2 separate regions of the Mus musculus genome follow, and region 2 is linked to region 1. The links are chromatin loops, found by intact Hi-C in ENCODE. Cell type or tissue: heart. All regions are shown on one strand. Links, peaks and the distances in the headings refer to the core of each region. The heading gives the core; the rest is flanking DNA.

What was found. A loop is a pair of places that touch in the nucleus more often than their neighbours do. Peaks named below come from ENCODE experiments on the same cell type or tissue, not always from the same donor. Only the 100,000 strongest peaks of a DNase experiment are listed, where the experiment ranks them.
Region 2: a loop joins it to region 1, with 2.7 times the contacts of the local background. A loop is called at or near these places in 5 of 42 quality-filtered maps.

Annotation. Positions count from the first base shown.
Region 1 is chr9:87,412,124-87,428,471 of GRCm38, reverse strand. No RefSeq gene overlaps it. Among named protein-coding and RNA genes, the nearest start is that of Cep162, 160 kb to the right of the region's middle. In heart, for the core only: a CTCF peak has its summit at 8,880; no DNase peak of the experiment used is centred there; H3K27ac peaks cover 579 bases; H3K27me3 peaks cover 496 bases.
Region 2 is chr9:88,060,481-88,076,828 of GRCm38, reverse strand. No RefSeq gene overlaps it. Among named protein-coding and RNA genes, the nearest start is that of Gm23176, 47 kb to the right of the region's middle. In heart, for the core only: no CTCF peak of the experiment used is centred there; a DNase peak (open chromatin) is centred at 7,708; H3K27me3 peaks cover 5,668 bases.

The DNA of each region.
Region 1 (16,348 bases), core at 4,514-12,513:
TATATTCAGTTCCTAGCACCCACATGGCAACTCCAGTTCCATGGGATCTGATGCCCTCTTCTGGCCTCCATGGGCACCAAGCACACATGTAGTACATAAAGATGCATTCAGGCAAAACACTGATAGGACAAAACAGCAGCCTATGGATTGCTAAAAGATCTTATCAAACCCTACATCAGACAGAGGACTAATATCCAAAATCTATGAAGAACTCAAGATGTTAGACACTGACAAACCAAATAATCTAATTTTAAAATGGTGTACAGAGCTAAACAGAGAATTCTCAACAGAGAAATCTCTGATGGCAGAGAAACACTAAGTGGTCAATGTCCCTAGTCATTATGGAAATGCAAATCAAAACAACTCTGAGATTCTACATGGCACCCATCAGAATGGCTGAGATCAAAATCTCAAGTGACAGCACATGCTGACAAGGATGTGTAGCAAGGGGAACACTCCTCTATTGCTGGTGGGAGTGCAAACTTATACAGTCACTGTGGAAATCAATGTGGTGGTTGTCTCAGAAAATTGGGCATAGTTCTGCCTCAAGACCCAGCTATACCACTTCCGGGCATATATCCAAAAGATGCTCCACAATACCTATAAACTAACCCATAAATCTTGTTTTAAAAATCAATTCCAATAAAATATTTTAAGAGTAGAATCTAGAATCAAAGCATCGTTGAGATGGAGAAGCACATGAGATGCTGAGGTACTCTAAACAGGGAAGAAGGAAAAGGAATAAGGCATGAGCTACTTAGCACAGGGATATGCTCCAGGCCAAAACTGGTAGTCCTCATCATTACAGATGAATGATCCGTAGCCTAAGACTCCCTGAATAAACGTGAGCCTAGCAGAGACTAGAAGAACCCACCTGGATCCACCACCGGGGCCCCAGGCAGGAGTGAGCCCAAGAACAGATGATCCCCACATGGGACCATGAGGGTGGGCCTGGGAAAGGAGTGAGCCTGACCATGAGCCAGATACCATGGGAACTATGGGAACTATACTATGGGAAGCTAGCCTGAGATGACCCCCTGCCTGGTGCCATAATGCACAAGTGGGACATAGCACTCCAGGGACCACTCCTGAGATGACGTCAGATACTCAGAGGACCTGGGCACCACTACCAGGAGCAAGTAAGTGGTAGAGAAATAGAACAAAAGGATGTAAGCACAATGAAGAGAGGCAGAACTGGAGACTCAGGGGTAATAAGGAACAGCCTGATGTGAGTAGTTGGTGATACCACCTTGGACCATGGTGGGGTCCTGGCCTATGTTGACATGAGGGGCGTATATCTGGGCTGTGGCCCTGCATCAGCAGGGGTCTCTTACAACCAAAGGCCAGGTGGACATCCCTGGTCTTGGCTGCTACGCAGGGATATGTTGATGTCTACGGACTGAGCAGAACTGGCCTTACTCCTCACCTGTGCATAGGGGAGATCTGGCCTTGGGGGGTGTGACAGAGCACGTGAGCTGACCCTGCCCCTCCCCAGCTGCAGCTCACATCACCCAGGAAGCACAGTAGAGCTGGCCCTAATTGAGAGAGTTGTGGCTGGACCAGCTGAAGGGTATGAGAGTGGGAGAGTGGGCTCTACCACTTGTCTCCCATGCAGTTGCAGATATCCTCCTCCCCGCTTGTCCCTTGCCACATGAAGTAGGTGGGAGACCTGGCCCTGGAGTCATGAGAGCAGGAGAGTGGGCTCTTGCCTGGGCAACTGACCCTGGGGGTTGTGGGGGGCATGGGTGAGCTGGCCCAGAGGACATGAGCATGGGAAGAGATCTGGCCCTGCTTCTTGTCTGCTGTGCGGTGGCACAGAGAAGGGAGAGATGCCCTCCCCTTCCTGATGCCCTCACCACCTGCGGCTGCTGGCCCAACCAGGACATGAGAACAGGAGGTCTGTCCCTGCCCCTCACCTGCTGTAGCACGTGGGAGGGGCAGCACAGTAAAGCTAGCCCTGGACTTGGGGATTTCGAGTGAGCCGGCCCTAAGGGTGTGAGCATGAGGGAGCTGACTCTTGTCTGCTATGGGGTGGGACAGAGGAGGGAGAGATGCCCTCCTCCTTTCCCTAGGCCCTCGCCACCTATGGCAGGCAGCAGGCAGGAAAACTGGACCTGGGATCATAAACGTGGAAGAGATGGCCATGTCCCTCACCAGTTGCAACACTCAGGAGAGTGACCTTGCCCCGTGCCTAGGCAGCAGGGTCCTGCTAGTTCTGGTTGTAAGCGTTGCAGGTGAGCTAGCCCTGAGGGCCTGGGGTCCAAGAGCTGCTCTGCCCCTTACTGGCAATATCATTGGATGGGCCAGCCAGGACAGGAAAGGAGAGCTGGCCCTGGTGGTGTGGGTGTGGGAGAGCTGGCAGACTGAGCAGCTCAGATACCTCTCAAGGTCAGACCCAGGGCTTTGAGTTGGCCCACCCCAACATCTACCCCGTTGATGAACCACAGGAGTATGTAAAGGGACCGGTCCTGCATGTCCAAAGCTGCAGGATCTCCATAACACAGGGCAACAACAGGATCTCCAAGAGATCTCCTTTTGAGGTTCCAGTTTTGACGGTGTAGCAGAAACCAGAGTCCTCGTCCCAGACCAATGACGCATTGCAATAAACATCTGCAAGCAAGAGTGTGGACCAAAGGATATACTGTGGGGCACACTGAAACTCTGCAGCTTCTACAGCAAGACTTTTTTTCCCTTTGTTGACAAGGCCAGGGGGGGTGGTTATAAGGGTTGGGGGTGATGAGGGGAGGGGAAAATGAATGGGATAAGATATGAAATTCACAAAGAACCAATAAAAAAGATTTCTAGAAAGATATAATTGGAGCAATGGAAAAGATTGATACTTTTTTTTTTTTAATTTGAGAAACGCAAAGCAAAGGACATAATTTTCAAAAGCACCCAAAGGAACATATAAAGAACTTCAAGTTTTTCTTAGAGACCAAATATATATATAAGTTAGAATGATTTATATCTTTCTGCTTATCAAAGATCTCATGGATTTTAAAGGTTATGTTCTCAAATCTGCTCTAATTCTTCTGAAGGGTAACTGGCAGCCATCGCCACCTGTTGGTGGTGAATGGGAGTGACCTCTTGTTCTAAACCTTGCTTTGTGGCTTCTCCCTGAGACCTGATAAATCAAGTTTGGAAATACAACAGCTGTGTGTGTGTGTGTGTGTGTGTGTGTGTGTGTATTCGGGTGCACGCATGTCTGTGTCTCTCTGCACATGTGTACAAGTGTGTGTGCCTGCCTATTTGTCCGTATCTGTGTATATCTGTGTCTCTGTGTGCACACATTCACACTTACTTTGATTGAATATATTTGTTGCAAGAAATTGTAATAAAGAAATGCCATCAAATGAGGAGAATATTTGTCTGCTATCAATAGAAAACTCTGTTCAGTACACAAATTCCATGATTCTGTTAATTTAGTGATGGATAAAATATTAAGGAAAAAAAGTCCTCATTGATGATCTAAAAAGTGATCAAGTGTTGTGTCCGGCCAGCAGATCACAGCCTGGGTTCTAGCCTGGAAAGGCATTTTGGAAACCTGGAAGAGAAGAGGGGCTAGGCGGCGAGAGAAAGAAATGCAGCTAAGACAGTCATTCTGATCAAAGCTCAATTTTACTGTTCTGCACGCAGTTATAAAGCAGGGGAAGGGGACCCGATTCCCGCCAATTAATCTCGGGGTCCAGTAGCAGGGTGACCACGTGCACGGCTCCGAACAGCAAAGCGGCAGGTTCCAGCAGTGGGCATGGCAGAATGATTGAGCAGGAAGCTCCACCCCTGAGCAAGCAGGTTTCAGGCTGGGGGAGGGGAGAGTACAATCAAGGAGTGACTAAGACCTGTCTGCATCATAAGTCCTTTTCTTGTTTTTTTTTTTTGTTTTTTTTTTTTGTTTTTTTTTTTTTGTTTTTTTGGAAAATTTATTTTCTTTATTGATCACTTTATTTATTTACATCTCAAATGTGGTCTTTCCTGATCTCCCCTCTGCAGCTCCTTTTCTTGTTTTTAAAGTCTGGGATTATAGATGTCAAAGGCAAATGAAAATACAATTAGACGTCTTTGCATTTTTCTTTTCCTTTGTGCATGTGCATACTTTGTCTTTCATATTTTCCTGCAATAAATACATACTGAGCCGGGCAGTGGTGGCACTCATCTTTAATCCCAGCACTTGGAAGGCAGAGGCAGGCAGATTTCTGAGCTCAAGGCCAGCCTGGTCTATAGAGTGATTTCCAGGAAACCCTGTCTATAAATAAATAAATAAATAAATAAATAAATAAATAAATGTTAAATACATACTGCTTTCCTCATTAGAAAAGAAGATGCTTTTAAATATGACAGCAATTCAGCAATTACAGAGGGGAAGAAGAAGAAATCTGAAAAATTAATGTGTTCTTTTGATTGTGTCAGAGGGATAAAATCAAGTCTCACAGTGCTGGCAGGTGTGCAGGGAGCACCCACACACAGGAGCTGTGCAGGGAGCACCATCACACTGGAGCTGTGCAGGGAGCACCCGCACACAGGAGCTGTACAGGGAGTACCATCACACTGGAGCTGTGCAGGGAGCACCCACACACAGGAGCTGTGCAGAGAGCACCATCACACTGGAGCTGTGCAGGGAGTACCATCACACTGGAGCTGTGCAGGGAGCACCCACACATAGGAGCTGTGCAGAGAGCACCATCACACAGGAGCTGTACAGGGAGCACCATCACACTGGAGCTGTGCAGGGAGCACCATCACACTGGAGCTGTGCAGGGAGCACCATCACACTGGAGCTGTGCAGGGAGCACCATCACACTAGAACCCCAACAGCTTCCCGTTGTTAGCTTGTTTGTTTTCACTTCTGAAGCCTCTAGAATCATATGCCTGTGTTCCTTGTATATCTACCTGCCTCTGCGGAACTAATCCTCCCAACTCCTGCTTGCCTTTAATCCCCATTTCAAAACCCATTTCCTCTTAAAAAAAAAAATGTCTTCCCCAAACTTCTCTAATACTCGGCACTTTTCCACTAGCAAAATCTGTGATCTGTGAAAATCAATTCACCTCCCTGGGAGCCTGTTTTCCTGGCAACTGGGAGTGGCGAGTCTATATGCCTCCACAGGGTTGTGATGCAAACATAATGCTGGTAGCCGGGTAAGGCACGGTAAGTAAGCAGTGGCTTTTTCTTTGAGTCTGTCCCATAACACCCTGGCTCCAGGAGATATTCATAGTTATATACTTTTAAATTTTTTTCTAGGTGAGAGAAGGAGCATTTTAAACAAAATAGACTTTTAATGAAAAAATATGAAGCTACTTTTTCTAAATCTGAGTGAAGGAGGGTGTGGTCCCTCTTCCACGTTCCCTGTTTAAAAAGATTCTGGCCCTCTGTTTGCAAAGTCTCTTCAGAGCCTGCACATTTTCGATTTTGCTCCAGAGAGGGCTGCCTTTGATTGCTTGCTTAGTTTATCATAGTTTGGTGAGGGAACTTCTCAGAAGATCTCTTGCTTTGATTTCCTGTTAAAATTTTACATCAATTCATTAGCTTGTTTGAAAGATCTTTGAAATAGAAACTGTGGGGTTATGAGGGTTAACTCCTAAACCTATTGTTTCTGGGGTCTAAGAACCTTGTCTGGATCAATTTTAAGGGAACGGCAAAACCTGCAGGTGAGTACAAGAGAAAGGAGTCCAGCGGGCTGTTTTTAAATAATGAATTAACCACTTGTTCTGGGAAGCTGAGAAAAAGCCCAGGTTCTGAACAGAACGGCCATCCATGCTAATATGCATGTGTGAATTATTACTTACAGGGAAGAACCCTCTGCCACTAGTATTGAAATATTTAGAAGTTTCACTGAAGAAATGCCCTGGAAAATACGCAGCATATCGTCCTTGTGAGCACTCTGGATTGTCAGTTGTTTAGCTGAGACACAGGCTGGCGGTTCCCTCCAATTCTCAGTCTAGAAACCACGTTTGAGTTGGATCTGAAGGTCTTGGTTCTCTGACCCTTGGTGACCCAAACAACTGTGCTTAGAGGCAAGCAAGGTGGGAGTTTAGTCTAAAATACAGGATGCCCCCAGCTGCCTACGCCTAGACACAGATTAGTTGTTCTAAACAATTAGCTAGGGAGCAATCCAATCCCTGGTGACAATTAGGATGGTTGAGACATCCTGCTGACAGCTGTGGTGACAGCGAAGAGTAAAACTACCCCAGACTGAATCAAGAAACTTGGTCCTTCTGATTTACAGGCAGGCCCTCCTGCCACCACATATGGATTTTGAAAGGACTGAAAAATGACCCAGAAGAGCCCCTGCTGCAGAACGGGACACGAAGACATGATTCCCTGTAATCCGAGCAGAGTCTCTGGTGCTTCTGAGGCTCACACTAGCAAGGCAAACTGGCAATGCTCTTCCCCTACAATAAAGTAAAAAAATTTTTTTAATTTTAAAAGAACATCGAGGTGATTTCAGAGAGCGCACACCACAGAGCTGAACACACCAACCCTTTGTGTCTTAGAAGAACCACTTTTGAGAAAATACTACATTTAGGGAATCCAGATGCCAACAAGTCACCTACTGTCTTGCTACCTCTCTGAGACAGCAAACATTTCCATGACAAATGTAGTGAAGAAAGAGTTGTCTGACTTGAAAGTTTTTGTATATTTACATAGGGTTATTTTCCAATTCCTCTATCAAGTCAAGAAGCCTGTGAATGTGCTCTTAGGCAGCTCCTTCCTGAACATACAGGGGAAAAAAAGCACACATTTCTTCAAACAGTGTTCTGAGGAATGTGCCCACACCTCGCATCCCCTCTTCCCTGTGAGAAAAAGAAAACTGGGACTTAGGAGGTAGATTTCTGTTTCTGCTCTTCTTTTTGATCTTCGGGTTACTGGATCTTAAAAATAAACCTAGAAGATAATGCAGCAAGTTTTTGGAGAAGCTGAAAAAGACATCATAAAACAAGGGATTGCAATCAGCAAAGGGCGGTGGCAGCTGAACTCATTAACAAAGCCAGTCCTGTCCCGCCCCTCTCGGGACTGTTAGATAGAAGGGATGTCACACAATCCAATCCAAACACGTTCTCTGTCCATATTGGGTTAAGAAAATACGGTGCCTGTCATTGTCTCCAAATGACAGACACCCACAGATGGAAGGTGGGGGAATCTGACTTCTGTTCAGTTCACCACCCCAGTTCAGCGCATAAAGCCTTCCAAGCCACCATGCCAACCCTGGCCTGGGCACGGAATAAAACTACTGCTCCCTTGCGTGCCTCTGCTGTTAGGGAAAGGAAAGCCCTGGGAACACACATCTCTTCTTGCCTTTGTTGTTCAAGGACAGAGATTTGCCCCTTAAGTGGGTATTGTTCTCTTTAATGTGGAGTACCTTAAAATGGCTTTACTGAATCAATATGTTTTTTGAAGTGTAAACCTTCTATTCTGGCTTTCCAAATCATTTTCTCGATGCCTTAGAAGTTATTGAAGCAGCATGAAATTTGGCTCAGTGAAAATAGCCGTCAACATCTGTGATACATGCTTTATGTTGTACTTTTTAGTTTCCGCAGCCTACCCATGAAAATTCAACTTTGCGCTGTGAAAGTTAACTTTGACTTCCTCACTGACTGTATATATGGAAAAGTTTTTTTGTTCACATAACCATGGTGTGGAAACAGAAAATCAAAGGGGGACCAAGTTTGATTTTCTAGGAAAAAGTCCATACACACTTATAAAAAGAGAATTTGAAAGTAGACACCCTTGCTTAATTCTATGTTCAAATGAAACCCATCAGACCCTCTGGCTTTCATTCATTATTTTGAAATTATAGACAAATACTTTCTGTACTTAGCAGATGTTGCATCAGGAACTCATTTCCAATATATGATATTAAATGTATGTAGTCATCTCAACAACAAGGGCCCTTTCTCAGAATCAGGCATGTAAGAGGTTTTTTCCTATAAGAGTACTTGATTTTCTTTTAGCATGTATATACTTCTGTAGAAAATAACATTTTTCAATATTTAAACATTAGATTTAGCATCTTATATCTGCTGATATTAAAGTATTATTAAAGAGTCCTAGAATTACATCATATATTTTTAGAAATACAAAATTAATTCAAGTAGAGCTGATATATTTATACTTTCTAGTGAGTTTAAAATCTGAACATGAAAAAATGATGATTGTGTCCAATTAGTTTTATATCATATCTGATATTTATCTATTTATACATAGGGAATATTTTTAAAACATTTTATAGTTAGGGTTAAAATATTTTTATATCTTTAGAAGTTTAGTTGGTTAACAAAACTACCGTGGGTAGCTAGCTCATCATGACATTTTACTTCTAACAGGCTCTTAGAGTCATAGAGAATAGCATGCACAGTAATTAATGAGCAGATTATTAAAGAACTTATGACCAGAGCAATCAACACTCGGGCTTTCTCCGCGTATTCAATGATTGGGGCCAGCATCCCGATCTGTGTGATATGTAAGTCAAGAGAAAAGATGAGTAACGTCAGGCAGAGAAAGTGCGATCCTACTTGTGTGCATGAGGTTTTATATCTTTTAAAAGTATAGAGATGAAACGGACTCCTTGAAAGTTCAAATTTGTACAGATTTTTTTAATTTACTACAAAAAAATTTCAGGAAAAAAAATTAATTCTAACTGAAATTGCGACAGCCTTACCACTCCTTTAGTCCTAAACCTTTATTTCTGTCACCTGTATAAACATACTTGAGATAGCTAAGAATACAAGTACCCAACCGACTTTTAATTACTTCGTTATTTTCATCAGTGCTGTCGGCCGGACGTTTTTTAATGTAAATATTTTACATGTACAGTGAGAAAGAGCCTGAGAATAAGATTCTTGTAGCTGGAGCTGTTGAATCCGGGCCTCGCAGCGCCACCCTATGGCAGACCTAGTGAAGCACACCATGGTTTCCTGGTCCCTGCGGACTAGCTTTATTCTCTGGGCCCATTTAAAACATCAATTCTCAACAACTTCATTTTCTGCGTGAGCGGCTGAGTGGTTGCTGACTTTAGAAATCCGTTTGAATCATTCCTACTATGACATAAAGAACTGCCCCCTCCACAACCCAACCCCAGAAAGAGCAAAAGATGTGAGGAGATTTGAGTAAATGAATCCTGCCACAACAAAGAACGCCTTGTGAGCTGAGCCAGGACTCCAAACTACCAGCGAAATTATCAGCTACAGTAACTAACCACCAAGACTATTCATAATGTTTTCTATATCGTTACTTTGCAAGGAATCATAAGTTTGAACAACTGCCAAGAGGAATAAACAAAAATAAATACAATTAACGTCTCTTAGATGTCAAATCAGAATTTGCATGTGTGGGCTATTACATCTAGCAAAAAGGAGAAACACCAGAGGATGGGATGGAAATTGGAACCAATGCAAATAAAATGCACTTCGAAATGGAAATTAAAATCCTTTATGGATTAAAGACAGATTTTTATTTGTTGGGGTTTGGGGTTTGTTGTTTTTGTTTTTACAGCAGCACATGTCTCCCTTCCCAACAGATCCCAATTATATAGAGCAAAAATGTCATTATTACCTTTCCAGTGGTCCTTCTAAAGCTATTTTTAGGTTACATGAAATGATGTCACTGAAATTGTACCTGTCACTTCCGTATCCACCACTTCAGAGCAGACATGTTTTCATAACACTAACTCCACGGCTGCTTGCATAACAAAAAGAGTAATGTTCCAATTTCAATATTAGTGAATTCTAAACACACACACACACACTCGCTCCACAAGGGAAAATGTAGGCAAATGTCACCAGCCCAAGACTGAGCTCTCCACAAAAGGAAACTCTGGAACAAGAGAATTTAGAGTCTCGGCCAACGTTTCTGAACCCTCACGACCCCTCCCTTGCTGGCAAAAAAAAAAAAAAAAAAAAAATCTTCCAACTTAACAAACAACTTTTGGAGGTATAATGGGGGTGAAAGCAGCATCGATTGGAGGATGAGACACAGTTCTGTGAAAAAAGTTCAAATAGTGCAAAATTCTCCAGGGAAAACATTGGAAATGTGCACAGAGCAACCATTAAATGGCTCTCCTCCTCCCAGCCAGTCCTCCTCCAGGGACCACGGTCTGCAGGACCGCCACTGTCCTCTCGGTCGGGGCTTCTTAATTTCAGGATAGCAATGATAGCTAATCAGGTCAGTGAGCCGAGCTGCCGATGCTCTCTCCAGGCTGTGAAGGAATTGTCTGCAAGTTTTAAAGATGGCTCACGAAAATGTTTCATGTAGCTACATTTTTGTGTGAAGGCTCAGCAATGGACACACACACACACAGGGACACACAAACACATGCAGGGATACACAAACACATGCAAATGAACATCCTGTCAAAGGAAAAGACAGTATGAAACAAATGGACATCTTAAGACTTCACATTTCATCTTTAACATTACATTTTCACAAATTATACACTATAACAAATAGAATATACATCATGAAACAAAAACATCTTTTCAATACTTCACACTCCAGCTTAACACTGCTATATTTTTCACAAAGTACAGAATGTAGAAAATATGAAGGTTTTTATAAAACATTTATTGTATAAAGAATAATAAATAACACTGAGTAAGAATTGCAATGCAGTTATACTTCAGAAGCCCCCACCACCACCATCCCTCAGTATTTTATCTCCATTCCCACCTTGCCCTCTGTGATATTCATTTCCCTTTTAAAACAACAATTCCACCATCTATGTGACGATTAACGGAATGATTTCACATGATTTTATCTGCTGCCCTTTAGAAGAAGCCCATTTTCTCAAGGGTGGGACTTTCAGAGAGGCCGTGAGCAGCCTCTTCTCTCTCCTAGCCGAGATTCATGTTTCCCAGGGTACACAGCCCCTCCACAAGTAAGTGTCTAAGTGGTCCTGATTCCAGCTTGTTAAACTGTGGAGGGCTGTGTGTGTGTGTGTGTGTGTGTGTGTGTGTGTGTGTGTGTGTGTGTGTTAACCACCAGGGTCTTCTGTGGATCTAGGATCAGTCCTGAGTGTAGGCTGCCATAAGGTGGCTGGGCAGCTCTAATGAGTGACTTCAAGACATGAGACCCATCATCCTGTTACCTTGATTCCTAAAGCTAGAATCATCCCTTTGATCTAAGGCTGTGTTTGAGAGCAAGTAACCGTGGGACAGGCATCCTGTTCTGCTGTACCAACTCTGTACTCATGACGATAATAAAGCTATAGCTTGGTTTCTAGGATCTTGATCTACAGGAGAAAGTGAAGCTATGGCAACAGAGGGATCTCTTCACAGGAACTCTTGAAGACCTGCAATTGACAACTGTTAACAGCCACACTGGCTAAAAGTAGAAAGTGCTTTGAATTTCAGCCAGCCTGCCCGCAAGGACCAGTGTTTCCATACTGGATGGTGGGGACAGAGGCTGGCTTCCCAACACAGGTGGCACGACACCAAGTTTCCTCCCCAGATTTCTTTCTGGGGTTTCATTGTTAAAGAAATGCCAATAACTTATGAAGAAGGTAGGCGTGGAAACCAGTGTGAGGGGAAGATCACTGAAAGAAGCAGCTGCCAGTGCTTTGACAGGTCAGCCCAGAAAACATGGATTCTTCTAGGTAGTAATGCGGAGCCTTCTTGCAAAAGATAGTATTGTGACTCAATTACTAAATAGGAATGAATGGTGATTTAAACGAGAAATATCCCCCACAGACTTGTGTACTTGAGTTTTTGGACCCCAATTGGTGGTGCTGTTTGGGGGGGGGAGGGTTATAGAACATTTAGGAATAGCCTTGCTGGAGGAAATGCATCCCTGAAGGGAGGGCTTTGGTCCCTGGGACCCATGCAGAAAGGTTAGTGGAGCCACAGAAATCACTGGCCAGAAAATCTAGGCAGTCAGTGAGCTCAGAGATCAGAGAGAGAGCCTGCCTCAAAATAAAATAAAATAAAATAAGGTGGAAAGCAACAGTGGGAGACATTCAACCTCTGAAACCCCCCACATGCATGCACACCCACACACACATACACACACAGATCATATACTATACACATATATTCACATATATACATACACACAATAACTAAATAAAGGAAAACCTATGGTTCAATGGAGAAATCTAGTGTTTTCTTGCTAGTTTTTAGTGCATTTGAGTGTTGCCTGTGTGTGTGTGTGTGTGTGTGTGTGTGTGTGTGTGTGTGTGTTCTTGTGTGGGGTGCACATGTATAGGTATATGTGCATATGTGTGCCTGTGTGTGTAGATGCAGGTGATAAACCCTGAATGTTTTTCCTCAGGCACCGCCCACCTTGTTTTGTATTTGTTTTTAGACAGATCTGATATTTAAGCCTCAACTCGATGAGTAGATGGGCTGGCTGCTGGGCAAGCTCCAGAGATCTGCTGTCTCAACCTCCCCAGCCTTGGCTTGATCAGGACATGCCACCATGCCCAGACTTTCGACTTGGGCTCTGGGGATAGAGTTCTGGGCCTGATGCTTACCCAGAAAGCACTTTACCAACGGAACCATCTCCCCAGCCCTCCAATGTATTTTCTAAATTGAGAACCGGCTGTTGAAACAACAAAGCACACCCTTTGATCCACAGTCCCTGGTCTTTATAAGGCTCTGCCTCTAGAGAGATTTTTGCAACTGCCTTACAAATCTAACAGTGCAAATAAACTTGTTTTTAAAGAAACTGTCAAGATTCTGATGGCTAGTAAGAAATTTGTTATGAGTTATTCTAATACTCTTAGTCACTTCTCCTCTGCGGTGAACTAAAAGCCAACAGATTGGTAGAATTTTCAAACAAATATAACAAATGTTTCCACTATATAGAGTGAACAACAAGGTTTTACGGTGATAGACACACAAATGAGTTTTAAGATGATATGTAAATTATAGGATAATTAAAGAATAATTTATATGCAACTAAAGTGTTGATCATAAATGCAAAAAGCAACACAAACAGATAACGTGATTTTATAGAGAACTGAGTATTTTCTCTCTATAGATTTTTATATAATAAGGAAGTTTTCCAGATTCTCATAGACTTTTTTTGACAATGATAATACTTAGTGCTATTAGTAAAGTTATCCTCTAAAATGGGATTGTTTTAATACACTGTTGCCTTATATTGTAACCTTAAATCACATGTGTAGTATCTGAATAACGGGGAGTCAGTGTCCCACTAAAATGACAGGAAATGATACCAAATTGTATGAGCAAAAGGGGAGAAAGGAATTCTACAGAAATATAGTACTATACATTTCTTTATAAGATTTCATATGCTTCTATACAGACCACAAAAGAGGAACAAACTATTGTATTTTGGTCATTTAAAGTCTAAAACAAAAAATCATCACCAAACATTTTTATTTGTTTCTTTGTGTTTTTAAATGTTTCTGTAGCATAGAGTAATTCATAATAGGTTTCATTATGACATTATCATGTTATATATGATAATGTCATAATGAATACACACAGACATATTCCCACACTCCTCCCCACTCTCTATTAGCCCTGGTTCTACTTTCACATCTTCTTTTATATAATGAATGTTTCTGTTTGAATACAATTCATTTATTTTTCAACTTCAGCCTTTATTATGCAATTCTACTAAATTTTGCCATAATACAAAAAAAAAAAAAAAAAAAAGTCTTGCCCTGTGGAAACAAACGTCTCCACCATTTTTTCTTCGGACTAATTTGATACAGCCATACAGACACTTTGAGCTTTTTCTAGGACTGTATTTTTTTTTCTGACCAATCATTTTAACTTTTGAAACATCAAACCTCAATTCCCCTTTCTCAAAAAACCATGCTTTGAGAAATGCCCAAGTATTTTGTATTTTCAAATCCTTGAACAGAAATATTTTTAAGTCCTCATTACTTATAGAACTTTTCCAGAAAGCAACATGACAAGAAAAAAAGAAGAATGCATTTTGAAATAAGCACCGCTTATTTACAATAGTGAACTGAACTTTTTAAAATCTAATTTTAGCTAGTAAAAACACAGTAGAACAGGATGACGTCCATGGAGCAGAACCATGCTGTTCTGAGATAACATGATCATTGCTAAGCAGAAATCTGTCAAGTCCAAGAAACGATGTAAGTTTCACAATTCCTTTATTCCCATCCAGGGAGTTGCAAATCTACTTCCTGTTGTTTTTATAAAATACACTATTTGGAAGCCTGAAAAAGGTGACGTTATTGAAAATCAGTGCTTAAGTTAGCTGTGAAATTGCCTGTTGGCATTCGGGGTCTGACTCTGTGGTGGATGAAATGTGAGTTGCGAACTTCGGTGCTAAATAATTCCATTGCACAGGCACTAATTTACAGAGCCACGTTTTACTTAAAGTCGGAAAGCAAGTCTAACTAATAAAGTAGATTCGCCCACGGATAACACTTTCCTTCCCACGATCTGTGATCGGTTTGCTCTGCAGATCCTCTCATTTGGGCTGGTTGAATGTCAAAGTCGGCCAGCTCTCCCAGGACCCACAGGTTCTTAGGGAGGTTCTGCACATCTCCTCCTGAGGAGCGCTTGAGCCCGTGCCCCAGGGCATCTTTCAACAAAAGTATCAGATTTGCCTGTAATTCTGAAGTAAATGTTTTCTTGGTCTGTCACCTTGATTTTATTAAAGGTACAGGGTACAAAACATTAACAAAAGTTGAAAAATTCTCATAGAGGTTTTAAAATGTTGCAAATTTCTAACCACCAATCATTTTTAGCATTTGTCAATTGTTTGCACATGGCACGGATCTCATATTAATCAGTTAAATGGGATACCACAGATGTGTTCAAATACTTAGCTTCTTTTTTAAACTGTAACACTTTGATGCTTAGATTGTAGGCAATCCAGCTAGATTCAGGACTCTATTTTACATTTACTTTGCCTTGCTTGCTCTGGTTCGTATCAAGACTTTTCAAATAATATAATTTGAATATTTAAGAAAAAAATTCAGTTGATGTCAGCCTCAGTGGTTTAACAATCTCTTCTTAAAGATTCTATTTCCAGAAACCAGCAGGCTAGAGACTAATTTTATTAAATCTGTATTGACTTTCCAGGCTTCTGCAATAGAGAGGCTATCCGAGACTTGCTTCACAGTTTTGTTATCTTAAATAATATTTGCACAATTTAGAAAAAAAACTGGTCTAAAATTAAAAATTAAAACAAGTTGAGGGCCACATGTGCAATGTATGCACAAATGATATATACACACCAGTGCGTGATTTCAAAACTTAGGCACACAGAACTACTGCCACTGACACCCCCAAGTTTTTCTTAAAGGAAATGTTCCTTGGAGACAGAATTACTTGGCAGAGACCTATTTCTTAGCTGCATAGTCTGAGTTGCTGAGCTAAGTGCAAATTTTAATTAAGTGTCAGGAGCGGTCCAGTCCCCGTGTGAAGCACTCCTGGCCTGCTGATAGGCGGAGGAAGCAAAACAACTGTCTTTCGAGGGGGCTGCCGTGCAGAGGGGCTGAGTTGTGTGTGGTCCCTTCCACGTTTTCTGTCATCCCATTTGGGAACCGGCTCAGGATCTGTTTCTGTTGGCACTTTCCTCCTGTTGTGAATGTAGTCGTACATTTCTCAAATGCTCTGCTGGTCTGAAACACTGGTCATTTGAGCCTGAGGCTATGATGGACAGTTCCTACCATCAGCTTCAGCATGGGTGATAAGATTTCTCAAAAAAAGGAAGAGAGAGATATGTTCTCCAAAGCAGAAGAAATAGTACCAGCCCAGGGCTAGTCATACTGTGCCATCTGCCATCTGCCCTCTCCTCTCCTCTCCTCTCCTCTCCTCTCCTCTCCTCTCCTCTCCTCTCCTCTCCTCTCCTCTCCTCTCCTCTCCTCTCCTCTCCTCTCCTCTCCTCTCCTCTCCTCTCTTCTGCTCTCCTCTCCTCTCCTCTCTTCTCCTCTCTTCTCCTCTCTTCTCCTCTCCTCTCTTCTCCTCTCTTCTCCTCTCTTCTCCTCTCCTCTCCTCTGCTCTCCTCTCCTCTCCTCTCCTCTCCTCTCCTCTCCTCTCCTCTCCTCTCCTCTCCTCTCTTTTCCTCTCCTCTCCTCTCCTCTCCTCTCCTCTCCTCTCCTCTCCTCTCCTCTCCTCTCCTCTCTTTTCCTCTCCTCTCCTCTCCTCTCCTCTCCTCTCTTCTCCTCTGCTCTCCTCTCCTCTCTTTTCCTCTCCTCTCCTCTCCTCTCCTCTCCTCTCCTCTCCTCTCCTTCTTTTCCTTTTCTTTTTCACTTCTTTTCTTTTTTCTACAAATGTCCAAGAGTGCTTTATCTCTAGTTGGGGACAGTAATGAGGAAGCCACGCCCTGCTGGGTCCACAACTTGAAAACTGAGATGAAACACACAATTTTCCAGGGTTCCTTCGATTCACTGAAAGCCAGATA
Region 2 (16,348 bases), core at 3,585-11,584, 650 kb before region 1:
TGGACGGTTCGATTCAGGTTTTACGACTTGTGGTTGGTTGTTCTCTGCTCTCAGGATCTTATGGTCACTCAGTGAGAAACACAAGTTCAGTGTCAAGATGGTTCACTGCTCTCAGAGATGTTCAGAAGGACAAAATAGGATTCCTTCCCACTGGTCTATCTCCTAGAGGAACCAGTATCTCACCAAAGCCCATGACTGGGTTTAATATGTCTGAAGGCTTGTCCTGGTGGGGTGACTTGCAGTTTCTTTGCACTGGGGCTTCTGATCTCCTCCTTTCCTCCTTCAGACAGGGGGCCACAGAGCTGTCCTTCTGTCTAGTTTTACTTACTTGTCCTGTGTCACCTTTCTTTTTCTCTGTGTTTTTCAGATATTCTATCACAACCTTTGTGAATGTCTGAAGCTCTTTTACTCTCTCTTTAGAGTAGAGTCTAGTTATTCTTCATATTCTGACTCTTCTAACTCACTGAATCACTTTGAAGTTTTCAAGTCTGTTTTTCATGGAAGTCTGTCTCTTTGTTTTTGTGCTCTGTAATCTTGGACATATAAGGTAGCAAAAAGAATCTATCTTTATAAACTTTTGGGATTTCTTTATTAGCTATCCACTTCTAAAGTTGATGTCTTTTCAACAGTGACCATTGAGTTGGTTCTGTCTTACTTGTAGATTATAAAAACTACTGCTTGGATGTGGTGACTATTTTTTAATAAGTTGAAATAACGTGGCAAATATTAGGTTGCACCCTGCAAAAGATGGTTAGAAGTTAAAAATGAGAATTGCGATTTTAATTATGTATGTGCAGATGTGTGTGTTGTGAAGCTGTGATTTCTTATAAGTCATTAACTTTTAAAAATAGACATCCTTATTAAACAATAAGAAGTCTTGAATATTCATGACAGGCAAATCACTTCTCCTGGAACCTAAGGTGGAATAACGTTTTGCTTTGACACACCAGGCACTGTGCTGTAGTGTAATTTAAAGAGAAGTGATACAAACATTTGATGAGTGCTGCATGGACCAGTGAGAAGTTTAATAGTGAAGGAAACACAATTCATAACTTCAAAATTACATTGTCAGTTGATAGTAATGAAGATTTCTAAGGATTGTCTAGAAGACATATCAGACATTATGCACCTTTAAAGATCTCTGAAGACAGTCACTTGTGAAAGTTTCACAGAGAAGAAAGGCAGTGCTGTGTTGAAACCCATAGCCAGTGGAGGTGTGTGGGTCTGGGTGAGGAAGTTAGGGGCAGCTGGGGTCAGTGGCAGAATGTGGTGGAGACAGAAAGGAAGTAATTTGACAGGTGATTTTTTTTAACAGGTTGGAATAGTTTAGGATCCATTCAAAAGATGTGTAGGCATGCATTTGAAGGGGTTTGAATGGAATGAAGTTGGTCTTTATTTTTAGTCTAAGTGAAAACATAGAAGGCTTTGGAGGAGAGAACTCCAAAGATGAGTATGGTATCTATAAATAAAATGAATAAACAAACATTTATGTAACGTTAGAGGCAGCTGAGTTATTTTTCCTTGGTGTCTTAGTGATGTAACTCTGACAAAAGCAACTCGGGGAAGGAAATTTTTATTTTGGCTCACCAAGGTTGTAACCTATCATAGCAGGAAAATCAAGGCAGCCCGAGCCTAAAGTAGCTTGTCAGATCATAGCCACAATCAGAAAGTAGTGAGTGATAAACAAAAGTCACTGCTCAGTTGCCCTTCTCCATTTATACAGTCTGGGATCCCAGCCAAGGAGTGGTACCACTCACAGTAGGTGTCTTCCCTCCTCTGTTGATGCAGTCATGATACCCACTACCCCCTGTTATCTCCAGAGGCTCACCCCTCAGGTGATTCCAAATTCTCTTTGGTGTGCAAGTAATACTAATCACCACAAGGTATAATTCCATTCCTGTTATAACACACAGAAGAGATGGATGAGGCCAAAAGATGTTTAATATTTGATGCTTCATTCAAGGAAATGTGTAGAAGGAGAGTCAGACTCTCAGTTGATCTCTGGGGTGACTCCCACAAAGGCGCATGATAATTAGAGGAAGCAGCAATTGATCTTGCCTGTTTCTTATAGGATTTTTATTTGTACATCTGAGCAAGACCTTTATGAGCAAAGTCACAGACGTAGAAAGAGAAACCATCATTTTATCCAGTCCGCCTGGGACATGGGCTATCAAAGAGAAGGACTGAGGCTGTGTAAGCAGAATATGGTCTGCTGGATCTGCCCAAAGGCAGGCTTTTAACACTACTGGATGTGGGGCTTCATTTGGTTCAAGACTTAGTCCATTATCCTGGTTCTCCCTCACCATGCTCTGTCTAGCTCTGCAGAACTGATTCAAGTGAGAAAGGCCAAAGTATGTAACAGCACCCCTCCCACAGCCTCTATTTCACCTCATAATTAATCAACCTAAGAAACCTAGGGCAAATCAGGGATTTTGTGGTTAGTGATATCATAAACCATTACAAATGCTGATCCATCGAAGAAAAGATAAATAAAAATAACAAAAGCTTTTTTTTGTCTAACTCATTTTCTGTGTCCTGTTTTTATTTGTTTAAATATTGAGGGAAAAAAAAACAGTAAAAGAACACTATTTAGATAGTTCCTAAAACATGCCACTGAGTCTCCAGTTTATATCAAGGCTCATGGATTGTACAATACCAGATTTCTTGGGTCTTTGTATTTCCTTTTCTCGGTGGGTCAATAAATTAAGTAACACGTCAGTACTAAGATAGCAGATGAACATCTGTCAGGGAGAACTGGTCCTAGGGGCTTTGTGCTCTGGTTTGGAAAATGTTTGATCTCTGTGTGCCGTCATAAAAGATGGGAGAGAGTTTATTATCTTTTATGATCCTGACTTACCAACAGTACCTGACAGAGTGATTGTGCCGTGGCCTCCAGTTGGAACTTGGGATGTTCTCGTTGCCTTGTCCCTGTATGAGGCACAGGATTTGCTGGTGAAACATCAAAACAAGCTATAATATGGCTCTGGCAATGGGATTCGGAACAGCTGCAGGGCTTTCTCCTGTAGGGGGCTGGCAGGAAGAAGAAAAATGAAAGTAGCGCAATCAATCTCTCTAGCATTCTATATATTAATAATGTTTGCCAGCTCCAGACATTGCTTAATCAATACCGGATGCAGGGGCTTGCAATGGTTTGTGATACTTGGATACCTTGTGGAAACAGTCTGAGCCCATGGCCCGGGGATGTGGGGAGAGCCCGGTGATGCCCATACTGGTTCTCATACAAGAAAGGTATCATGGCCTTGGAAATGATGTTTTAAAAAACGATTCTCACACTCATCAAGCTAATTCATGAAATTTTCCAAGAAGGGGCGATTCCTTAAGAAACTGGTGTGACTTCTTTTTCTACCTGGATCTTAGCTGGTCTCCCCAAGCTTTCAAGTGAACCAGCAGAGGGATTCACTTTCCAGACTAGCAGGGTAGATTGAAGGCGCTGACGCCAGAGGGCGCCCATCGGAAGAGTCTGCAGGGTGCTGTGAGCTTGAGGCCCCCAGAAAAACTGTATTCTAAGGGTTCTCAGGTTAGAAAGGGCTGCAAACACTCAAAGGAATCAAAGGAACTCATTTGTACAACAGTCACAGAATAAAACAGAACAAAAGCTACCTGATGCTATCTGATTGTTGTTTATCTTTGATTTGAATGACAAAGTAAAAAATGATTTTCCTCTGGGAAGGTTTAATTGCTTAAAAGCAATTTTTGCTTGGCAGGGAAAGTAGGCTATAGCACAGAGGGACTTTGTGTGTGTGTGTGTGTGTGTGTGTGTGTGTGTGTGTGTGCGTGCGTGTATGTGTGTGTGTGTGAGAGAGAGAGAGACAGAGACAGTGAGAGAGATAGAGAGACAGAAAGAGAGAGACAGAGAGAAAGAGAGAGACAGAAAGAAAGAGACAGACAGGAGAGAAAGAGACAGAGATAAAAGAGAGAGACAGAGACAAAGAGAAACAGAGAGACAGGAGAGAGAGAGATACATAGAAGAGAGAGACAGATAGAGAGAGGGGGCAGAGCGTGTGAGTGAGAGAATGAGGGAGCGCCAGCCATTTTGACTTTCATCAAAACCCCAATATAACAGCTGGATGGATATAACTCCATGTATTCCGCAGCCATGCAGCAGTCATTAGCAACCTTTCAGGCCTCTCTACCTTTGACTGTGCTCTAATGTGAACACACACACACACACACACATACACACACACACACACAGAGTTTTTGCTATAAACAAACCCCCCAAAACCAAGATTCCAATCCAAATCTCAGCCAGTTTTTGTTTACAGCTTCTCCCCTGCCTTTCCATATTTTGACAATCTTATTTAAACACTAAAACCGCAGGGGATGTTGCATGTAACCTGTCGGCGCATGCACACATGCACCTAACAAGCTGAAAGCCAAAGCTGAGGCGGCGATTTGCTCATAAACTGGATAATTAAGGATGTGCCAAGCTACCTGTGGGGGACCTGGGGTTTATCAGTGGTTTTTATTTACTGTTTAGTAGTACAGCATGTTACATAAACCTTTAAGTAAAAACAATTCTATTATAAAAATAGTCCTTTCAAAGCCACAACACCTCCCCTACTGAGTTCTAAAATCACTGGAAAATAGGCAGCAACAATAAACACGGTGCCTAATACCAATAAATGGTCTGCCCACCCGGGCACTCTTGGTACTCGTGAAGTGTATGAGTACTTTGTAAACATGAAAATATCTTTGTTCCCTTTCCTTAACTATGTTTCTCTCAAGAGATCTAGTTCAAGAATAGTTGCCTTTTCTAGTCTGTGTTTTTTGGTTACATTTTACCTTTGATAATAGAGTTCTGAAACTTGGTAGCACATCAGAATGATCTAGAAAGGTTTCAAAGGCATTGATGGCCAGACAGAGTGGTACACACGTGCAATCCCAGCACTTAGGAGGGGGGGGGCGGGAAATCAGAAATTTAAGGGCAGTTTGGATTGCAAAGCAATTTCAAAGGTAGCTTAGACTACATTAGACTCTGTTAAAACAAACAAACAAGCAAATTAAAAAAAAAAACCCACAAACAATTCTGGATTCTGATCTCAGAAGTTCTTGTCTAATTGACCCAAGATTTTAAAAGTCTATAAGAATGGTCTCTGAATTATTCCAGAATCTTACTTAATGCTACTTCCTCCCTCCCTTCTTCTAGTGCTGGTAACTGAACCTAGGGCTTTGCAAGTGTTGGCTAATTGCCCTCCAGCAGAGCCACACCTCCAGCCCTAAACTCTGCACTTACAGCAGTTTCCTGTGTGCTGCTGCTGCAGAGCTCACACCTGAGCAGTAACTGTGGTGGGGAATGCTTGGGATATGTTCTGACCTGGGAAGGTCAAAATGCAAGATAGGGAAAAGGCAGGGTGGAGGTTCTTCCTACATTTCATCTATCTTACATGAGTGGAGTTTCAGTTCCTATGGGCCTGGATTTTTTTCTTAACTAGTATAGGCAACTCCCACTAAAAGATGACCTTTTCCTGAGACAACTTCATCTCCAGTGCACAATGCTGAGAGGTGGTTCACCCAAGGTGAAGCAGGCAGGAGCTGTGCAAGCGTGTGTGGCTATCTCAGATTTCCCTTTTGCTCCCTTGTGGGTGTTAGCCAAATGCTCTGTACTCTGATATTTTTCACTGAAATTATCATTTTTTTCTTCTACAAACAAGGAAGCCAAGGTTCAAGGGGGAAAGTTACTCAAACTAGAGAGGGGTGAGGTGGTGTCTGGTTGGAGTGGTGCCTGTGGATGCTTTGATGGTCCTAATGGCTCTCCTGCCCCCACTCACAGTCTGTCTCTGCAAGCCCCTCTTTTCCTGTTTGGATGACCCGGTCTTGTCCTTTATCAAGGCTATGAAGTCTTCTATTTTGTTGGGCCATGGCTACTCTGATAAACCAATTTATGCTCACATATTAATGGGCTTGTGGGCTATTATCATCAACTCTGACATAGTTATTAAGTGCTTTCTCTTTCATCTTCATTTGAAAATGATAACGTTCTCCTGATGGAGTTTCACTGTGCGCTTTCCACTCTTAAGTATTGCCAAAGTAACCAGTCAGTACAATAGGAAAGCAAGTCTGCCTAGTGGTATGCTCGAGGTCTTATGTGGCAAGCAGTTGCTTGCTGACAATGTTTTCTTTCTTCCAGTTCGGTTGGCATCTGATGGACCCAACCGCAGAATTTTTGTTTTAAGCACTTACTTTTAAAAACCTACTACCTACAAGCATCCGATCCGGGTGGGTTTCACAGCACACACAGTAACGCCATTCATTACTGGGGACTTCCAGTCAGTTCCGGGGCCTGGAGTTTTGTGCAGGCTCGAGCACCCACGGCTTGATTTTGATTTCATTCACTGCTTTGTTCCTTCAATCTCTGTGGCCCTTTTAGGGGCAGAATGGGGACTTCCTTCTGTCTCCACCTAGCCTTTCCAAAGTGGGACGCCAATCCTTCAGAGAGAGGCTTGGGTTAGAGAGACGACCCGTGGTTCCGAGGGTCCCGTGAACAGGTAGCTGGGACTTCGGCTGCCTATTCCTGACAGCTGCAACTGCTAAAACAATCTTGTTCTTTTGTTTTCCACATTTAAAGAAAGACCTTCAGCCAAACCGTCGCCCCTGACCTTGTTTTATATTTCCAATGTGCATTTTATTAACTCCTTTCTCATATGGTGCACACGGAGCTTGCCACCAGATGAGAACGGGGCAAGTTTTGCAATTCTGATGGAGAGAGCAGTCATGAGCATGGAGAGAAGTTTGAAACAAGTTTGGGAGCAGGGGTCTGTTGGGTCAAGCAGAGCTCTGTGTAAAGAGGAGATAAGAAAGTGCTCACGAGGTGTACAAGTCACTTCATTAAAAACCAAACGCAAACCGCGCCTGCGCAGCCAAAGAAGTCCTTCAGACGGGAAGATGATTGAAGGGAGCTAGCTGAACGTGTAGTCTGGGTTCTCAGGGCAGAAATTTATAACTTTAATTCTCCGACTTGACAATTCGTTAAGGGTGAATTAGGCAGAAGCTGGGGGAAAAACTCTGAAAAATGACTTTAGGACACTGAAGCGGAATGAACTTAAACTCTGTCTTACATACATTTTCATTGATTTCGAAAGACGGCTCCTCACAGAACAGCCGGGGAAATACTTTCTCTCTGTTTGAGGAATGATGTACTGCCTCTGCTCCCCCAGATCCGAAGCTAACCTCCTTTTTCTTCCCCTGGGAGTGTAGGCCCGTGTTCAGGGGTGTCTACAGAATTGGCCACAAGAGGGAATTAAACTAAATAAAATCACTATCCGCGGGGGGCCTCTAAATATGCCTTTTTAATTTGAAAATTTTTGTGGGTTATAGTGTAATTCAAGCTTTTCAAGGTTTATTGGGCCATAGCTCACAGACCTCAGACCAAGTCTGATGGCTCTTCACTAATTCGGAAAGCAAAGGTGCCTTTCATCTGGCCGAACCTGGGAGGAAGTCTAGGCGAGTGGAGCTTAGCACTGGGACAGCATCCTTGGCCCTAGGATGGACTTGGCCTGGCGAGGAGGAACTAGCTGTCTTGCACAGTGGCTCACTACTTCGGAAGGCGCAAAATGCCTGGTGCTGAGGATGAAGACGTCGCTCACAGAGGCGTGTAAAGGCTGGTGACTTGCAGCCTGCTGCCTTCTCAGTCAAAACACGCCGCTCTGGGTAATTAATTGCTGTGAGAGGAAACGGACCAATGGCGCCTTCTGCTGTGAATCTGTTAATGGAGAACTTATGGAGAAAAAGTCGAGTCCTCCGGTCCAAATTGGAATGTGAAAGAAATCTGTTGGAAGGTGATGACAGAAATGAAGTAAAACAGCTGTTTCCTGATCCATGTGCCAGGTGTGTCTCACACTGTGATAAATAAGATCTGCGTCCTACTCGCCAGAAAGGGGGGGGATATTACAAGCGTTTATTATGGGGAGGCACGGAGAAAAAACACCCTTGGCTAGCCTTGTTTCTCCTGGCACAGAACAGGGAGCCCTTCGTCGCACAATGCTTGGAGCCGATAATTCCAGTTGTTTAGGTTCAAGCCAACGTGGCCTATTAAAAGCTTAAATTCGATTTTATTGTCTAGGTATTTATTAACTGATTATGAAAAGACATTAAAAGACCCATAATTAAACCAAGTTGCCTCTTACCTTGATGAATTCTCCCCCTCTTCTTACACAATAGAAAAATCTCCTTGGGTTTGATTTGAGGGCAACCGTTCCCTGCCTTGACATTACGGGCTGCAGCTCTCACCTCAGCTCCAGCCGGAGCCGAAATGAAAAGATCTGTGAAAGCCCGTGGTTATGGTTACAAGTGTCCCCCTTGCCCCCCATTAGAGTATGTGCGGTGCTCTGTTCCTCCTGCAAACTGTTGCTGGTTTTCGCCCAAGGCGGCAAGTATGACTCTTGACAGGAGTTTTGAAATGTCTTCCTGGCCTCTCCTTTACCATAGCCCTATGCTAAGGTCAGTATATGTAGCATTCAAACACACAACCCTGGCCTAGGCTGTCCAACTACTTCTAGCTACAGTTTGACCTTGGATAGCCCAGATTAATCCATCCTTTCACGGAACTTACTTTCCATTCTTAGTTCTTAAAGTTTCTAAATATTCTTATTGTATTTCATTTAACAACTGCTTTTCTTTAAGCCCAGCAAGATTGGATATAATGACCTTATCTCCTTACAAGCAGCCAAAAATTATTAAAAATCATGTCCATTATCATTCTTTTAAGTCTAAAAACAGCCAGACTTAAAAAGAAGTCTAAATCTAGCCAGTCATGATTGTGTCCACTGATTGTAATTCCATCATTGGGAGGCAGTATAGGGGAAGGGCCACAAATTTGAAGCCATTCTGGTTTGCAGAGTGAGTTGCAAACTGTATCTCAGAAAAAGCCCAACCCCTCTCAAAACAAAAACCAACCAACCAAAAACAAACAAACCCCCAAAAAACAAAAAACAAAAAACCCAAAAAACAAAAAACAAACAAACAACCCCCCCAAAAAAAAAACCAAACAACTCCCAAAATCTAAATTAATAATATATGTATACATCCTTTTGAAAATGGAACATGAGCATCACAATTTCACTGTTTTTCAATAGCAATAATTACTCCTTGAATGAACTTCATTGGTTGCAGTATTGCCAGTATTTAAAGTAAGATTTAACTAAAAATATAAATAAAGGGAACAGTAATAATGTTGAAAGCACAGATATCTCATTATTATGGAATTATGTTCTTATTAAAACCTCCAGTTTCAGTACCATATCCTGTCACTACTGTTCAGTCACTTAAAATTGGTTTGAAAGACGAAGAGTCCTAAGTCTTAAACAGGCCCTGAAGCGCTGTAAGGAAGTCAAGCACAGCGTTTAAGCAGCATTTCCTGCACTGCGGGCAGGATCTGAAAAATTATAAGATCTCAGTCACAGCTATACTTCTCTTGAGGATCACAACTGGAGTTTTGTAGTCACGTGCATGACCACGTATTTATAAAGTCACCGCTGAGATTTTGAAAGAAGATCTCAGCTTTTAAAACCTCTTCTAATAACACGAGCAGGGGGCAGTCGAAGTAATTCGATATTTGACATCATTTACTTTTTTTCCCTTTCCTCTTGCCATTCAAGTGCTGAGTCACTGTTCCTCTCTAAAATTGAAGATACAAAAATAAACACCCTTATTGGCATAGCAAGCTCAGTTTAATGTTATAAGAAAATGAAAGGCTACTGTCTATAGTTGAAGATTGCCCAGTTTATTTTGTAAAAATTGGTGCTTGAGAGATAAATCACTATTCTCAAAGTAAATATAGCTTATTGTTTTTCTTAATCAATACTATTTTAAAATATAGTAACATTTGTTTAGGCAATATTTGCTTAAGGACATTTTCTTTTCTCTTCTCTCTTTCTTTCTTTTTTCTTTCTTTTCTTTCTTTCTTTCTTTCTTTCTTTCTTTCTTTCTTTCTTTCTTTCTTTCTTTCTTTCTTTCTTTCTTTCTGACACAGTTTCTCCCTGACTGTTCTGGAACTTGCTCTATAGACAAGTTTGGCCCTGAACTCACAGAGCTCTGCTTGCCTCCACCTCCTGAGTGCTGGCATTAAAGGTATATACCATCACTGCCTGGCATCATTTTTTCTTTATAAAATCACTTCCAAGTGGAATTTTTTTTGGTTGCATTAATCTTTTAAAAACTATTTATTGTTAGTGTGTGTGTGTGTGTGTGTGTGTGTGTGTGTGTACTCCTGTGTGTGTGTGTTCCTGTGTGTGCACCCACATGTGAAAGGTCAGAGGACAGCTCATAGTGGCTGACTCTTTCTTTCCCCTATAGGTTCTGGTTCTGTTATTAAATTCAAGTCATCAGGCTAGCAATAAAAGTTCCTTTACTTCCTGAGAAGGTCACTGGTACCATTACATTCATCTTGAAAATATAAGGTTAGGTCATGGGTTGGTACTACAGTTGGAAGGTGGTCATTCATTTGTTCTTTCTTTCACCCACTCATCCCATAAAGATTAGATAGACTACTTAACAATAGGCACCTCTAGGTCCCAAAGACTTAGCAACACAAACTTACCCTGAACAGAGGACTACTTGCGGAAAGAGGGAGGAAGTGTGACTCAGTCAGTTATTTTATGTCTTTATACCGTGAGAGGGGACCTAGAAGAAAATAATCTACAAGTAACTCAGATTTGGATATGGATAAGATGGTATGCTCGAATGTTTGGCTTTTTACCCCGCTGATGTGTCTCTGAGTTTCCCTCGTGTGTCTCTGCCGACCATTCCTTCTCCAGTTCTCACAGCACATGAATCATGTCCAACATGCCCACAGCCCACACTCTCCTGTCACTGTTGCTGAAATCCAACCGTTGTCACAACACAGCTTTTCCATCTCTAGCTCTGCTTTGGTCTGAAGAAAACACAATTCCCACAGAGAGGTGGATCTACTCTCTATGACCTCCCTTGCAAGGTCTGTGTTGTGTTTCACGTCTAAAGAGGACTTTGGGAACAAGTAGACAGTGGAGGAACAGCTCAATGTCCCTTCAGAAGCTCCTTACCTCGGCCTTCAGGACCAGGAAGACTGTGGGCCCCTCCCTTTTGCCCCACACCAGCAGTCCTTGCCAGGAAGCCAACTCACCTCCCAGCACCCTAGTCAGTGACTGTTGGCAGCTACAGGGCGAGGTGTCACTGACTGATGCATAATTATGGTGGACAGAAAAATGTAGACGTGTTAGCAAAGTCAATATTAAGGAGGCCTCTGTCTTCCCAAATACTGTAAGTGAAAGATATTTCTAGGGCATAGCCAATTACATTCTCTGCTTTTATGACCAGTCACAAATGTATTTTTTATTAGCTGGTGTGTTCAATGTTTTGAATGCACAGCCCTTATTTCAATCTCGTTTTAGTTTGTGGTAAGTGTGGAAGGGTTTTTTTGCTGACTTGAAATAGTGAAGCTGCTCTCCTTGAGCTGAGCGGAGGCCTGGAGCCCTGAGTGTTTTATTCCACAGCCTTCTGTGATTCTTGCCTGTAAATTAGTCTCTGAAGTGGTGTTTATTGCTGAACCAAGAGGTTAAGACAGCCTAATTATATGTTTGTGCAGGAGAAAACACCATGCCCCACCGTGAGCAATTATCCTGTCCCCCTTTCACAGTTTAATTTGGCTCCAGCTAAGAAGAATGAGGAGATGGCCTGTCTTCACCACAAACTTAGCTACCATGCATTTTCAGTGTTAATTAGAAATTCCGTTCACTGGGAAAGTAACTTTATAGAGTCACCCAGCTTCCAGTCAAGTGGAGGGCATCTGGTGAGGCGACTTCAAGTGTCTTTGTGGATCAGCTCTCTAATTCCACTCATGGGGCAACATGTGGGTGGGACCCTCACACATCACTCCTAGCTTCCTTTAGCGATGCCATTTTCTTGTTCTTTTTATTTTTACACACTCAGAGCAATGAAAGCAAACACAGCAGAGACTGGTAGGAATCTGGGGTGTTGTGCACAGTATTTGTTTTAAAGGAAAATCCTGATTTTTCCCCCCAAGGGACTTTTTCTTATGTAAGTAGGATGCAGCCAATAAAAACCAGAACGAGAGCAACAGGTCAATGTCTTTAAAGTTGGTCATAAAATGTATCACAACAAAGAATCCTTAGGGTAGAGATTGCATGCAGGAGTATATGTCTTTGTTCTTGGACGCTTCTCTGTCACAAGGGCAGCATATTTCTGTTTCTCTTCAAAAGACATGGGCTCATATTTTCATGCACAGGCATATGCTAAGGCCTCACAAAGCACAGGTTCAATTTCCTCTTAGGAAAATAAAAGATGCCCTTCATGTCTTCTAGCACTCAGCCAGCAATGCGCATTGTCATTGAAATGAGCTGAGGGATGAACTGGCCCTCTAGGAAACAGTATTTCAATAGTGGTCCAGAGCACCCTGCTGGGATGGGCTCCCTCCAGGGAAACAGGCTTCTTATTATTAGCAAATTTCCAGGCTATCACTCAGTTCTCTCATCTTTATCCCATTTCTGGAAGTTCTGTTTTAAGGATGTCTTTCTCTTGCCCTCTACCCCACTTTCAGCTCTCTACTTTCTTAACCTCTTAGATTTTTTTTTAAAGTAAACCTTGTTTCTCATTGGCTAGCTCTGCTCTGTTAACCACCCCTCCCAACCCCGGTGGGTCTTTCAGGCAGTGTACTTGAGGTGCAGACAACCATAGCTGATAGCATAAGGAGGCACTTGGATGCTCATGTCTTCCATGTATTTTCCCATTTATTTCAAGGGCATTTCTTCCATGGCTTAAGGCAGCTAAGACACACACTTTCTGGTGATTCTTTGGTGGGCCTTTTAAAGATCTCTCTTCTCTGCCTGTGAGAAGAAAGTGAGTATGGCGAATGGAAGCTAGCATAATGATTTATAACTGTTCCATTATTTTTAAGTTCTTTTAATAAAAGAAACCAAAGACCATACATTTACCTCAAGGACATTATACCAGGCCATCTTGCTGCTGTGTCTTGTTCCATGGCACTCCCCAGTAGTTTTCAGCCAGAAACCATCTGCATCTCTCATTTGAAAGTTATATGCCTACTATGTGCCAGGCTATATTCTCATAAATGTCATGCAGAGCTGCTGGCTGCTCAGGCTTGTTTCTGCTCTGTCAGAGTGCACAGTTTTTTGGGGACACACATTGTCTCTCTAAATTAGAATCTAAATCACCTTTAAACAAATAGCTTTAACCCCATCAAGTAGCATGCTGTATTACTCTTGTCAATGAGATACTGACTTCTCATTTCCTCAGGAGTATAGTAATGTTTTTAGGGCATCTGAGTGAATCAGTAGGAGGCTGGAGGAAAGAAATGATGCTATGACAACAGTCTTCTCCAGGAAGTGCTCTGTGACACTTTACAGCATGAGTTTCCTTGGCTGTAAATGGAAACATCACTTTTATTTCTTCTGCTGAAGTGATGGGATGAAGGCTGTAACCAAGCTGTGCAAACACATGGCTTGGCCTGAGCCCAGGGCATTTCTATGAAACTATGAAGTATCCCTAGGCCTGGAAGCTTCTAGTCTCTATAATCTAATCTTCTGCAAGCCTGGACTGCAAAGGCTTCAGCTTCTAGCCTCTGTCTGCTAACCTAGGCTTTATGTGTTTCAGCCTCTGAGACTTACTACTGAATAAACTCAATCTTTCTAGCTCTTTCTGAGCTCTGGATGGCTGGCTCAACTCATATGTCTGGCTCAAACTCATCTCCAAGGACTGATTCAAAATGGCTTCTTTTGGCTTCTGACTGAATTGCTCTATTTGGAAAGACTGCTTCTGAACTCCACTAACTGAACTGCTCTGAATTGAACTAAACTGAATTGAATTCTCTCTCCCGCACTGTTCTTCAAGTATCCTCTCTTTCCTTTCCGTTCTCACGAGAGTTGGGCATATTCTATCTCTGACTCATTCTGTCAAATCTTTCTGTTTTTTTCAATTTTTTATTAGATATTTTCTTCATTTAGATTTCAAATGCTATCCAAAAAGTCCCCTATACCCTCCCCACGCCCTGCTCCCCTACCCACCCACTCCCACTTCTTGACCCTGGTGTTCCCCTGTACTGGGACATATAAAGTTTGCAAGATCAAGGGGCCTTTCTTCCTAATGATGGCCAATTAGGCCATCTTCTGCTATGTATGCAGCTAGAGACATGAGCTCTGGGGGTACGGGTTAGTTCATATTGTTGTTCCACCTATAGGGTTGCAGACCCCTTCAGCTCTTTGGGTACTTTCTCTAGCTCCTCCATTGGGGGCCCTGTGTTCCATCCAATAGATGACTGTGAGCATTCATTTTTGTCAAATCTTTCTCTGATTCATCACATTGTCTACTCCTCAATTAGAAGTCACCTTCAAACATGGCTGCATCCGCCTACACACTAATCTACATTTCATTGTTAGGGATTAAAGTGTATACTAAGGGTGTGTCTATATTCCAGCCAGACCATATTGTAATACGAGGTGTGTCAGCACTCTGTCTGGATTATATCTTTGGATGTGATTTCTTGCTGGAGCAGCCATGTTGCCAGATTAAAATTCTTCTACAGTTGACAAACATCTGATTTTGACTGTCTTTTTCTTCTAGAGAGACATATAATAGTTTATGAAGATCTTTTAAAAAGGAGAGTTTTTGTTTCCTAGTGAATAAATTCCTCCTCCTCTTCCTCCTCCTTCTCCTTTTCCTCCTCCTTTTTTCCCCCCACACTTTGATTGTAGGATATAGAGAAATCAAGCTAGAACTGATTTCAAAACTTCCTTCCTGCTGGCCAGCTTTCAGAAGGTCAGAGGTGCTATGTGAGCCACTGGTGGAGAAACGTCATTATGCTATTTCCTAGTAGTGAACCCTAAGGGCTATAATACCAATGTTCTAGGAAAGATGTGCCAATGAAGGTTATGTCAAAGAGGTGGTAACTAACTAACTTCTGGTGGGATTTGAGCCCTTCTACATAGGAGGTATTTCATGCCTGGTACTATAAAACTGATGAAAAACCCATCTTGGAGATGCCATAGGTCCTAGTGGGAGACTCACTCCTGTAGTTTTACTAAATGAACATATTGTAAAACTGCCTTTTAAATATTCATGTCTATCCTTTTCTGGTGCTAAAGTGATAAAACATCACAGACAAAGGCAACTTAGGGAAGAGAGAATTTATTTTCACTTACAGTTCCAGAGCAAGAGACTATAAATGGTAGGGAAGGCATAGTAGCAGGTAGCCACAGGAGGAGGCTGAGTGCTCAAATCTTCAACCACATACAGGAAGCAGAGAGCCAACTATAAGTGGGGGCAAGTCTATAGACTTTCAAAGTCCACTCTGAGTGGCCTAGTTTCTCCAGCCAGGCTGCACTACCTGCCAAACATCACCACCAATTCAAAACCAAGTGTTAAAATACTCAAGCCTGTAAGGACATTGCTCACTGAAACCACCAAACTCACATATTAATGTTTCTCTGAACTGGCCAGAGGAGCTTGTTTCTCCAGTGGACAGCAGTTAATGCAGAGATTCATAATTGGTCAAACTTGTGAGAAATAAGTGACCATTGAGTGCTTAGTCCTACCTGGGACATATATATTAACCCTAGTATCACCACCACCAAGGCTCCATGAACATCATCATGGCAGAGGAGCCATAAGGAATGTCAGAGCTGGAAGACGGGGAGAAGTGCTGTTAAATGCCATTACTCTCATGAACTCACTCCAGATGTGGCTATACTGCATGAGATCAAGCCAACAAGATCAGACAGCATCCCACAGACAGCACTGATTGGACTGAGTGCATTACAGAGGACAAGGAGGTGGGAGGGGGATATGTCCGGCCCTCTCTGGTGGGAATGTGGAGAATAGAATCGGGTATGTGTATGGCAAAGACATGTTTTTTTACATGTGTGAAACAGTCAAAAAGTAAAGAAAAGATACTGAAAGACGAAAGTTGTCTTTTTGATTTTGATAACTTAAACTTTCCTGTGACTATGGAAGACACATATAGTCTCTGCACCACTTCTCCTCTCTGAAGGTGAAGCATAAGAAGGAGTTCACCAGGCTAGTGGCATGCCAGAACTAGATTCCAGGTTCAGAGATCCTTTAGCTCTCTCCCAGGTAGCCTGGTGGCATAAGGCACCATTCAGCGTCTGAGTCATTACCTCCTAGCCTGTGCTTTAGCAAGGGTTGAAAATTAACAGCTAATATTATCTAGAGAGTTTTCACGCAGAACATCTGAATGTTCTTCTGCAGGTCCACTTGGAATCTCAGAAATAAATCTTTAAATAAAATTTTATGGCTTGTTGTATTAAGTTATTGCTTAAGTTTCATAGCTTCGTCCCTGCCTTAACTTTCAGCTTTGCCA